2 separate regions of the Homo sapiens genome follow, and region 2 is linked to region 1. A link is a loop called in an ENCODE intact Hi-C map of the cell type or tissue named here. Cell type or tissue: OCI-LY7. All regions are shown on one strand. Links, peaks and the distances in the headings refer to the core of each region. The heading gives the core; the rest is flanking DNA.

Region 1 (6,152 bases), core at 1,153-6,152:
CAGGCCTGGTGGCTCACTACCTGGGAGGCTGAGGCAGGAGGATTGCTTGAGCCCAGGAGTTGGAGGCTGCAGTGAGCTATGATCACACCACTTGCTCTGTCACTCCAGCCTGAGTGACAGAGCAAGACCAGAAAGAAAGACAGAGAGAGAGGAAGGAAGGAAGGAAGGAAGGAAGGAAGGAAGGAAGGGAGGGAAGGAAGGAGAAGAAGGAAAGAAAGAAGAAGGAAAGAAGAAAAAGAAAGAGAGAGAGAAAGGAAGGAAGGGAGAGAAAGAAAGAGAAAGAAAGGAAGGAAGGGAGGGAGGGAGGAAGGAAGGAAGGAAGGAAGGAAGGAAGGAAGGAAGGAAGGAAGGAAGGAAAAAAGAAAAGAAACGAAACCTGGTGGTCCTGGTAACATTTTTGAGAAAACTGATCAAGCCTCATCTGAGGTCAGACTATTCCTGGACTTTCCTATTGTATGCGCCAATAAAAATCCTTTTGCCATTTTGGATAACGATTTCTGTCCCTTACATCTGGAGTCCCGATGATGATGTAAGATAGGGATTTGAGTTATTTTATTTGGAAAGCATGGCTGCAGAAAGCAGGAGTACCTGGGTCCATGAGTTACGCAAGTCTACCTCCTTTCAAGACTGAGTGCCCTGAGGTCCAAAGCCTGTGTTAGTTATCACTGCAATGTTAACAGGCATTCAATGATTATTTTTAGGAATAAAAGGAGGACAAGAAAAAGGCAAGTGGAAGAAAGAAAAGGGGATGGGAAATGTATAAACTCCTCCCAAGAAAGCGGGTCACCTGGTCACTTTGTTCAGGGCAGACTGGTCCTGCAGGAGCCCAGCAGGAGCATGAAGCAGGAAATGAGGGCACAGAAGCATCCAGCACCAGACTGTTCCAAAGGGCCATTTACCAGGAAATTGCCTAGAAATGACGGTGCAGCCATAACCGGGTCATTAGTTTCCCTACAAATATTTCTCCCTTTTGTGTGCAACAAGGACCCATTCAGCCAACTGTGTGGTGCTTCAGCTGAAATAACAGACCAGAGGAAATGTGTAATTGGCTTTCATCAAATTGAAACTGTAAGGCAGCCTAGCCAAGCTGAAGCTCTGTCTCTGGCCCTAGCACAGAAATTATTTTCTGCTTAATGTGAGGTTATATGTGGGAAAGAAGGGGAAATAGAGGGGAAAAAGAAAGAGGACCAGCCTTTGGGTCAGCTTCAGCCCTTCTGGCAAGGCTACTCAGAGCTTTGTCTTAACAGCCAACAAGGACAGAAAAGGAATCTGGCTCCAGACTTTTGGAGAGGAAGGGACCTGGGACAGAGGAAGAGAGGCAGTAAGGGGAGGGGTGGGAAGAGAGGGAAGGAGTTACTCTTTAATGAAATAAGGTAACTTACAAATTAGTTTTTAAAAAATAGTTCCCAACTGATATCTTTTCCCACCAGACTATTTATGTGAAATTTACACCTCAAAATAACAAACATAACGTCAACCAGTTTGCCAACTTACCACCTGGCATATGTGATGGTAACACATTTAATAATTATTTAATAATTTTAATAATTTAATAAAATGTAATCAATAATTTAATAGAGAAAAGTGAAAAAGAAAATTTGTGACTCACCCAAAGGGACATAAAGCATTATTCCAGGGACCTATGACTAATCTATATTTTGGGTGTGAGGGGAACTTTGTTGAATGATTTGGGAACTCTGTGGTATAGCTTATATATTTCCAGTAATTTTTTTTTTTGAGAAGGAGTCTCACTATGTTACCCAGACTGGTCTTGGACTCCTGGACTCAAACAATCCTCCTGTCCCAGCCTCTCAGGTAGCTGGGACTACAAGCACACTCCACCGTGCCCTGCTTATTTCTGGTAATTTTCTATCTGGAATTTTCTCTCTCATCTACTTCCAGGAATTTTCCATCTACCTTTCCTTTTAGGTCTCTTTGAGCTTTGCATTTCCCGTCCTGGCCCATCAGCTTCAGGGGAACATGTGAGTTCCACACAGAATTACTGGAGGGAGACAGGACTCAGCTCCTCTGAAGGCCCTCCCCGGGGCCCCTGACAGCAATATTGTTGTGCAGTTCCCATAGTGCTGCTCTGGTCATGTGCTTCCCTGAGCAAATTGTCCCCAGGATCCTTTGGACTTCTGCCTTGGTGTTTTCATTGCCATCATCTCAGGTTGAGAACTCCAAAAGACCACATGACAATGGTTTCCTGGTCCTCAGGAAGAACTGCCGAGCAGCAGCAGTAATGGAAAGAACATTGAGTCACACAGGCCTGGGCCCGAGTCCCACCTCTACCACCCACCACCTCCATGAGGCCATGGCGGAATAGAAACAGTGTGGGACTGGAAACGGGAGGACCTCGCTGTGTGACCTCAGGCAGCTTCTCAGTTATTCCTTTCTTACACTAAAATCTCAGTTACCTCATCACTAAAATGAAGATTATGATCACCACTTTAAAGTGTTGCTGTGGGGATTAAAAGAAATCATATGCCTGGTGTGGAGTAGGCACTAATTAATTGGCTAATGTTGCTATCATATTGTTATTGTTATTATGTGACCTTGGGGAAGACACTTAACCTCTCTGAACTTGCTTTCTCTTCTGAAAAACTAGAAGTAATAAAAATTACCTCTCAGGATTGTAGCAATAATTATATATGCAAAGGTTACAAGGATTGTTTATGTCACATATGTACCTGGTAGGCACCCAATGTTAGATTTCTATCCCTCTCACTTCTGGACTTCCCCTAATGCAATCTAGGATAAGAGTTTAAAGCTTCCGGCTGGGCGCGGTGGCTCACGCCTGTAATCCCAACGCTTTGGGAGGACGAGGTGGGCAGATCACTTCAGGTCAGGAGTTCGAGACTAGCCTGGCCAACATGGTGAAACCTTGTCTCTACTAAAAATACAAAAATAAATTAGCCGGGAGTGGTGGCAGGCGCCTGTAATCCCAGCTACTCAGGAGGCTGAGGCAGGAGAATCGCTTGAACCCGAGAATCGCTTGAAGCAGAGGTTACAGTGAGCCGAGACCGGCGCCATTGCACTCCAGCAACAGAGCGAGATTCCGTCTCAAAAAAAAAAAAAAAAAAAAAAGAGTTTAAAGCTTCCATCATGGCCAAGCTGGCCCCTACATTTTGCCAAACACCAAAGAATCTGTCTGTCCCTGAGGTGGATTTTTGAGCTGCCAGTCCTTGGAGTCCCCACCTGCTGTGCTGTCAGCCCACACCCTTAAAAGGAAAAACTGTGTTGGGCGGGAGGCATCAGAGGGACGGTCAGAAAGGAAGCCGACGGCTGCAGGATTCACTATTCGACACTAGGGGGCACAATAAGCTCGGGAACACTTTAGGGCCACACCCAGAAATCTCGTTTCCTGGTGCCCGAGTCTCCCCAGATAGGGCAGATCCAAGCAAGAAGAGAACGTTTAAGGACTGCCCAGCAAATCCTTTGTGGGAACAAATGATGGGAGAAAATGCAGAAATGCAGGGGGCAGTGGAGGGCACACCTTGCCTTCGGCTTCAGCCTGGTCCGGGGCTTGGAGAGCCCTCTCTGGCTTTCAGACTTTGACCTCCTCATCAACCCCGGGGAGAAGGGGTGGGGTCGGGAAGCGTGAGGAAAAGGAGATAGTGAAGACAAGCCAGAAGAAAGAAAGCATTTCTTTTCATCACTTTTCCCATTCATTTCAACTTCTACATCTAGCTCACTCAGCACTCAGCATCTTAATAAGTCCCAGTCCAGTGGGCCACAGCTAGAAGGAGCCTTATGGAGTCCCAGATGTTTAGTTGGAGCCTAGGACTCAGAGAAGAGGATTGAGCAAGATCTCCCAGGTAGCTAATACTTCCATGTACATCAGATCGCTTGGATACTGACAACCACCTGGTCTTGTAGACAGGAGCTATTATCTCATTTAACAAATGAGGAAACAAGTTCAGGTAAGTGCCCATAGCTCTCCTCCTAGCTACTAAGCCTTCATTGCCACCCACTATTCCCGCTTCTCTTGCTTTCCCTTGTTTTAAAATCAGTCCAGGCCGGGCGCGGTGGCTCCTGTAATCCCAACACTTTGGGAGGCCGAGGCAAGTGGGTCATTTGAGGTCAGGATTTCGAGACCAGCCTGGCCAACATAGTGAAACCCTGCCTCTACTGAAAATATAAAAAATTAGCCGGCAGTAGTGGTGCGCGCCTGTAATCCCAGCTACTTGGGAGGCTGAGACCGGAGAATAGCTTGAGCCTGGGAGGCAGAGGTTGCGGTGAGCAGAGATTGGGCCGCTGCACTCCAGTCTGGGCAACAGAGTGAGACCCTGTCTCAATAAATAAATAAATAAATAAATAAATAAAATAAGTCCAAACTTTACACATAATTCCAGGAAATTGCTACTCAGCTCCAAATATTCTATAAATCAAAATTGAAAATATTTGTTGCATTCCCCATCTTCCTAACCCACTTAGCATGATGGAGAGATGATAGAGCATAGTAATTTTGAGAGTGCACTTTGGAATCAGATCTAAGTAAATATTCTGTGTTCATCACTTATGAATTCCATGACTTTGGACCTCTTTGTGCCTCAATTTCCTCACCTGCAAAAGGGGACTGTTAATATCTATCTCGTGGAATTCTTTTAAGGGTGAAATGAGATGTCATATAAAAAATTGCATAATGCTTAGCACATAATTTGATAGCTTGATTAATGTATCTAGCATATATCATTATATTAAATCATAGGCTGAAATGATCTTTAGGAATTATTCCACTACTTTCATGCCTTTTATCAATGAACTTAAATGGAGTTAAGTGAGAAGGTTACTTTGCCAAGTAGGTTTGTGTATCGGGTCGAATGATGTCCCCCCAAAATTCATGTGCACCCATCTCAGACTGTGAATTTATTTAGAAATAGGGTCTTTGCAGATGTCATGAGTTCAGATGAGGTCATGGTGGAATAGAGTAGGCTCTAAGTACAACATGAGTGGGGCCTTTATAAGAAGAGGAGAGGACATACAGAGACGCTGAGACATAGAGAGAAGGCCATGTGAAGACGGAGGCAGGTATTGGGATGATGTAGTTACACGCCAATGATCACTGGGAACCACCAGAAGCCAGGGGAGAGAGGCATGGGATGGAGCATCTCTCAGAGCCCCCAGAAGGAGCCAACCTTGTCAACACCCTGATTTTTTTTTGTTTGTTTGTTTTTTTGAGACAGAGTTTCGCTCTTTGTTGCCCAGGGTGGAGTGCAGTGGCGCGATCTCGGCTCACTGCAACCTCCATCTCCTGGGTTCAAGCGATTCTCCTGCCTCAGTCTTCCAAGTAGCTGGGATTACAGGCACCCGCCACCATGCCCAGCTAATTTTTGTATTGTTAGTAGAGACGGGGTTTCACCATGTTGGCCAGGCTGGTCTAGAACTCCTGACCTCAGGTGATCCACCCACCTCAGCCTCCCAAAGTGCTAGGATTACAGGAGTGAGCCACTGCACTCGTCCAACACCCTGATTTTGTACTTCTAGCCTCAAGAACTGAGACAGAACACATTTCTGTTGTTTTAAGCTGCCCAGATAGAAACTACTATAGTTGATGACAGAATAAGAACTAGACTCCAGATTTTTTAACCTCTAGCCTAGACCTCTTTTACTCCATTGCTGCCTCCCCAAACCAGCAATAAACATTTATGGAAATTTACTTATTTGGAAAAAAATTGACACAATCTATAATTTTTAAGCACTTTAAGTTGTTGCCTGACACAATAGGCATTTAATAAATATTTTACTGTCCAGTTGATAAAATGATAGACATTAAAATGTTATATTTTGTTATACAAATCTAAGATATTGTTATGAACCATTTTTTACCTCTGCGTACACCTATGCACCAGACTCTAAATTTATTTACAAGGTTTATGTATTGAAGAATCACAAACCTCCATAACTCTCTCACTGCTACAATCTGAAAGATACACGAGGTTCACAAGCCCTGCCTGTTCCCTACTTCTAGGGGTGAAAAATTAAAAGGAAAGCAATCTGAACACCCTCAAGACTCTGAATCCTACAAGGCAGGGATGTTCTCATTTTTGCTGAGTCCTTCTACACTCATTTAGGAATACGCAGAAGGGAAGCCAGGAAATCAGGGGAGTTGCCCATTGCTCTAAAGGAAGTAGGTCACAGAGCACTGCTCC
Region 2 (5,000 bases), core at 1-5,000, 110 kb after region 1:
GATGTTTCTTACACAGTGAGGGCTGCTGATTTGAGCTTTTCAGGCAGGAGGGAGTGACAAAGGGAGGAGAACTTTGAGTGTCCTGCCTTCTCCAAGAATCTGCACACACACTCACACACACACCATTGCTCTGCGCTGTGGGTGTCCCTGCCTGGCAGAGGCCCCAGCACAAAGAGGATTAGAGAGATGAGCTAATCTGGTTTGTATCCCAGACATGGCCCCAGAAAGGGACCTTGTCCACCCTGATATGTAAGGATGTGAAGGAGTGAGGAGTCTTTCTTTGGGGGCCTGCTGGCTAACAGTACCAGAGACCCCACTCCACTGGAGTCCCTGGGATACTGCAGTCCTGACTTCAGGGTCAGATTTAGGAAGCAGAAAGACGGTCGGTCCCACAGAAGGAACTAGATCTCTACCCTACTTGTTTCACCAGTGGGGAAACTGAGGCCTGAAGTGGGAAAGTGATTTACAGAGTCATGCCAATAGTGCATGGCTGAGTTGGGGGAAAAAACCCTCAGGTTTTCTGACTTTTTACTGGTCCAGTGCTCCCTGCACTGTGTTGCAGGAGCTGCAAGGGAGAGGTATGAGACAGAGAGAGGGCAAGAGAAAGAGAGAGACGAAGACAGAAGCAAACATACACACCAAGGAAAATAGAGGTGCGCACACACCCACATGCACAGAGAGACGGAGAAAGCCACAGAGAGTCAGAAACAACATGGAGAGACAGATGGAGAGAGTGAAGAAAGAGCAAGACAAACGGTCATACAGATTCATACAGAGAGATACACACGGAGAGACAGGGAGTGACACAATCTGACAGGGAGACAGGCAAGAGACAGGGATTCAGAAAGAGAAGGACAGAGACATTCAGACAGGGAGGGGGAGGCAGGCCAACTTAGACACATAGAGAGACAAATGAAGACAGGGAGATAAACACAAGAGACAGATGCAAATAGACAGAGAATGACAGAAACAAGAGCCAGAGAGAGACCCAGGGAGATGGAGACTCAGAGAAGAGACATGGGGAGAGTATGAGAACAAGAGGCAGCGTGAACTGAGGAAGGCAGAGTGGGAGGGAGGCAGGCCATGCCCTCTGCAGATATTTGTCCATTGGAAACAACTCTCACTTCCAGATCATTCTAGGGCCCAGAACAGGTGGTAGGGAGAGAAAGAGGGCTTAGTGCTTAGCCTGTGTGATACAGGCAGACTGGGAACCCTCCCTTGGGGAGAGGCTGGTCAGTTGACCACCCAGGATCCCAGCAGCACACCCACTGGCCTCACACAGAACCTGGGCCACCCGCCCGGAATGGCCGTCAGCCCGCCCACTGCCTGGCTCCAGTCTGATTACAGCCAAAGTGCCAAAAGGCTCCAGACACCCCCATTCCCTGCCCCCATCGTCTCACCTCCCCACGCCTCCTCTCCTCCTTCCCCTTCTCCTTTACATCCCTCTCTTCCTTTCTTCCTAGTCCTCAGGGGAGCAGTTTGTGCCCCTGTTTAGCCACTAGCTGGGAGGAAAGGGGTTCTCCTCCATCAAGCCCCCTTTCCTGGTTTGGAGCTGGATGCTCCTTCCCTCCAAAGCCCTTTTGGTCTGGCCTCTTTGAGACACGTTCCACGCCTCGCCTAAGAGCTCATAAATACCAAGGAGAGGCCGGCCAGGCTGTGTACAAAGCGTGGATCCCCACTCTTTTCCCCCCTTAACAGCTCCTGGGTTCTTCCCAAGCTTCCTTTACTTCCCCAGACACCTGCATGGGGTGGCAGGGCAAGAGGTGAGGCATTAGTTACCTGTGTGAACCTGGCCCTATTTCAAATAAGACCTGCCTCGGTTTGCAAAGAAATCTCAGGAAAGGCGTCTCAGGGCCCCTTGTGCAAGCAGCAGGCTCAGGAATTCCTTGACTCCCATCCAAACCTCCCCCCAGCCCCTTCTTGGCCTTTCTCTCTGCTCATTACCATCCACACCACCTCCCACCCACCGGGAAAAAGAGAAGGTCATCGCCAAAGGGGCCCAGGGAAGGGGAGCCTTCTGGAGGATAGAGCAGGGTGGGGTAAGAGCTGTTTACCCACACCCCAGCTCCCCTTAGCTCATCTCCCCTCCCATCCAAGGGCCAGCAAAAATTCAAAATCATTCAGCCACGCATAGCTGAGAACAGAGTGAAAAGAAATCTTAACTCTGTCCCACCAGAGAGCAGAGCATAAGGTGACATCAAGGGTGACAGTGGACCCTTCTTCTTTGGGCACCCACTTTTGAGAGGACAGGAGGAGGCTCTAGTGCCACTATGGGGAAGAGGGTGGACCTGACTCTGCTGGCTGGGTGGAAGCTGTCCTGCTGGAGGCCCCAGGTAATCTGGCAGCTTTCAGGGGACCTGGGATTCTTCCTCAGGTCTCTACTGATACTGTTCACTATGTCTGCAGCATGCACCCTTGAACTTCAGCAGAGCCTAGTGTGCCACCCACAGACGGTTTTATTATATTTCCATGAAAATGCCTTGGGAGTAATGCCTTTTGCTCCTTGTTATTTAGGATACCCTGGCCAGTGTTGGGCACACAGCAGGTGCTCAGTAAGTGCTGACTTGACTCCATGCAGGGTTCTACAGACCAGAACTTAACTCTGAGATCAGTGACTCCTCCCTCTGGCTCCCAGAACTGAGAGTGAGAGTGTGGAATAAAATGAAGATGCAGGTCAGGAGCTAGCTTGAGCCTCTGGCCTTGACCCTCTGCCTGGCAGCCCCACAACAAGCCTTTGCGTGAGGAGCTGAGCTCTCCAGTAGTGTCTAGGACCTTGAGACTGGAAGTTTATTTTGAGATTTGAAGCTCCAAAGAGGCAGATCCCAGAAAACCTCTTCTCTGGCTCCATATTTGTTCTCTAGTTAAGTGGTTGAGTGCAGCTCTTGCAGTCAGCTGGCTCCTGCAGCCTGGGATTCCTCCCGGGGAACTGGGGACTCAGAGGAGAGGGGACAAAGAAGCAGAAGGAGCCAAGCCTCATCCTAGGTTGTCCACTCTGGGGGCAGAGGTGACTTGTAAACCTTAGAGAGAAGTCTAGTCCCCTCACCCACTTCCTTCCCTCTCAGAGCTGCTGATGTTTCTGGCTGTACCCCCCTCACCCCTCCCTTCAGCTCAGAAACATGCTTTAAAATTTTTTTTATTTCTATTTATTTATTTTGAGACAGGGTCTCACTCTGTTGCCCAGGCTGGGTGCAGTGGTGCATTCATGCCTCACTGCAGCCTTGACTTCCTGGGCGTAAACAATCCTGTTGCCTCAGCCTCTCAAGTAGCTGGGACCACAGGTGTGCATGACCACACCTGGCTAATTTAAAAAATTTTTTGGGTCTCACCGTATTGACCAGGCTAGTCTCTAACTCCTGTGCTCAAGCCATCCTCCCAACTCGGCCTCCCAATGTGCTGGGATTACAGGCGTAAGCCACCAAGCCTGGGCCTCAAAAACATGCTTTAATACTTGAGCATCTGTGTTGTGCCAAGACACAGTCCCACTTGACTGTAAAGACAGCTCAGGCCAAAGAAGGGGCCTCAGAAGTGATTTGGGGGCCCATGTGGGCGAGTCCACTCTAGGTTAGGGCTGATGTGATCATCTTCAGCCAACTTTCCCCCTCCCTGCGCTTTCCACCAACCCCAGGCCCTGTGTAGAAATAAACACAGGGCCAGAGTCACACCCAGGTCTAAACACACAGGGGAGTCTGGGAGAGGCTGCTGGAGCTCCAAGACTGCCCTGTGTAGGGATGGGGCTGGGTTGGGAGGAGGTAAAAGAGTGGTCCAAGGAAAGAGGCCCAGCCAAGAAGGAGCCTGGGCTCATTCCTCTCCCACCTGCCCCTCTCAGGAAAACTAAGCACAGAGTCTGTGCCTTTCTAAGGAAATAGCCAGGCCAACTGGAGCCCACCCGACAAAAAGAAAGGGAGAGAAGGGGAAGAAAATAAGTTAGCCTGTTGGCCACAAAGGATATGGTCCCAGTTTCTGTGCCAGGAAGTCGGCCCTGAGAAGTGTCTGTATTCAGTCCTCTCCAACTCCCATCCAACTCCAGCCCAGCCCCCACTTTCCACCCAAGTGGGGAGCACTGCCTCCCATTCATGACTTGGAGCACCTCAGGGACTCATCTGAATTCTCTTCCTCCACGCACTCCGCTCCAGCTGGATGGCCTTCTCGATAACCCTCGTACACCAGCCCACTCCTGCCTTTGGGTCCCTGTACGGGCTCTGCCCTCGGCTTAGGATGCTCTTCACCAGGAAGCTGCCTGGCTTGATTCCTTGCCTCCTTCAAATCTCTGCTTGCATGTCACCTTAATGAGGCCTACCCTGATCATCCTAGTTGCAACTGTAACCATCCCCTTGACTGTGCTCTCTTTACCACTGCACTTACTACTTTTTAACATACTCTGTTTTACTTCTGATGTTTATTGTTTATGGTCTATCCTCCTGCAATAGAAGGCAAACTCCATGAGGGCATAGACTGTTCACCAATGGGTCCCTAGTGCCTAGCACAGTCCTGGCATGTGGTAGGAAATAAGTATTTGTTGAATTAATGAATGCACTCATCACCTTACCACAGAAAGTGGGGGTAAAGGAGTGTCACTGTAGGTTGGGGACAGGAGGGAAGTGCTTGCAGCCCCTTCCCACTCTGCCCGCCCACAGAAGTTGGGGCTGCGGAGTGAGGGGCGCTAGGACCCGGAGGCGGTGGGGAGAGAGGTTAAAGGTTCCTCTGAAACCTTCTCCACTATCTCTGTCTCTGAGATGTCTGCAGCCAGCTGCACCCCATCTGCTTACACTCGGGAGGCACCTCTAACGCCACCACCGCCCCCCACCCCCAACCAAAGACTGACAGTGAATTTGGAGTTGGGGGCATCGGCAGTTACTAGTAAGTTGTTTACCCCAGGACTTTAAAATCATATGAGGAGGCAGGAAAGACACCTGCGAGGTGGGAGAAACTGAGGCTGAAGAAGCGACTGGAGCCAGATCCCAGGTGAACTCTGAACTCTCGAAGTTAAGCCCAGGATTTTA

Evidence for each region. Peaks named below come from ENCODE experiments on the same cell type or tissue, not always from the same donor. Only the 100,000 strongest peaks of a DNase experiment are listed, where the experiment ranks them.
Region 2: a loop joins it to region 1, with 5 times the contacts of the local background. A loop is called at or near these places in 6 of 110 quality-filtered maps.

Annotation. Positions count from the first base shown.
Region 1 is chr1:112,387,695-112,393,846 of GRCh38, forward strand. It overlaps a transcript of CTTNBP2NL not described here. Among named protein-coding and RNA genes, the nearest start is that of CTTNBP2NL, 5.4 kb to the right of the region's middle. In OCI-LY7, for the core only: a CTCF peak has its summit at 3,311 (motif pointing right); a DNase peak (open chromatin) is centred at 3,317; H3K4me3 peaks cover 890 bases.
Region 2 is chr1:112,502,872-112,507,871 of GRCh38, forward strand. It overlaps a transcript of WNT2B not described here. Among named protein-coding and RNA genes, the nearest start is that of WNT2B, 3.6 kb to the right of the region's middle. In OCI-LY7, for the core only: a CTCF peak has its summit at 2,504; a DNase peak (open chromatin) is centred at 3,210; H3K4me3 peaks cover 672 bases; H3K27ac peaks cover 1,302 bases.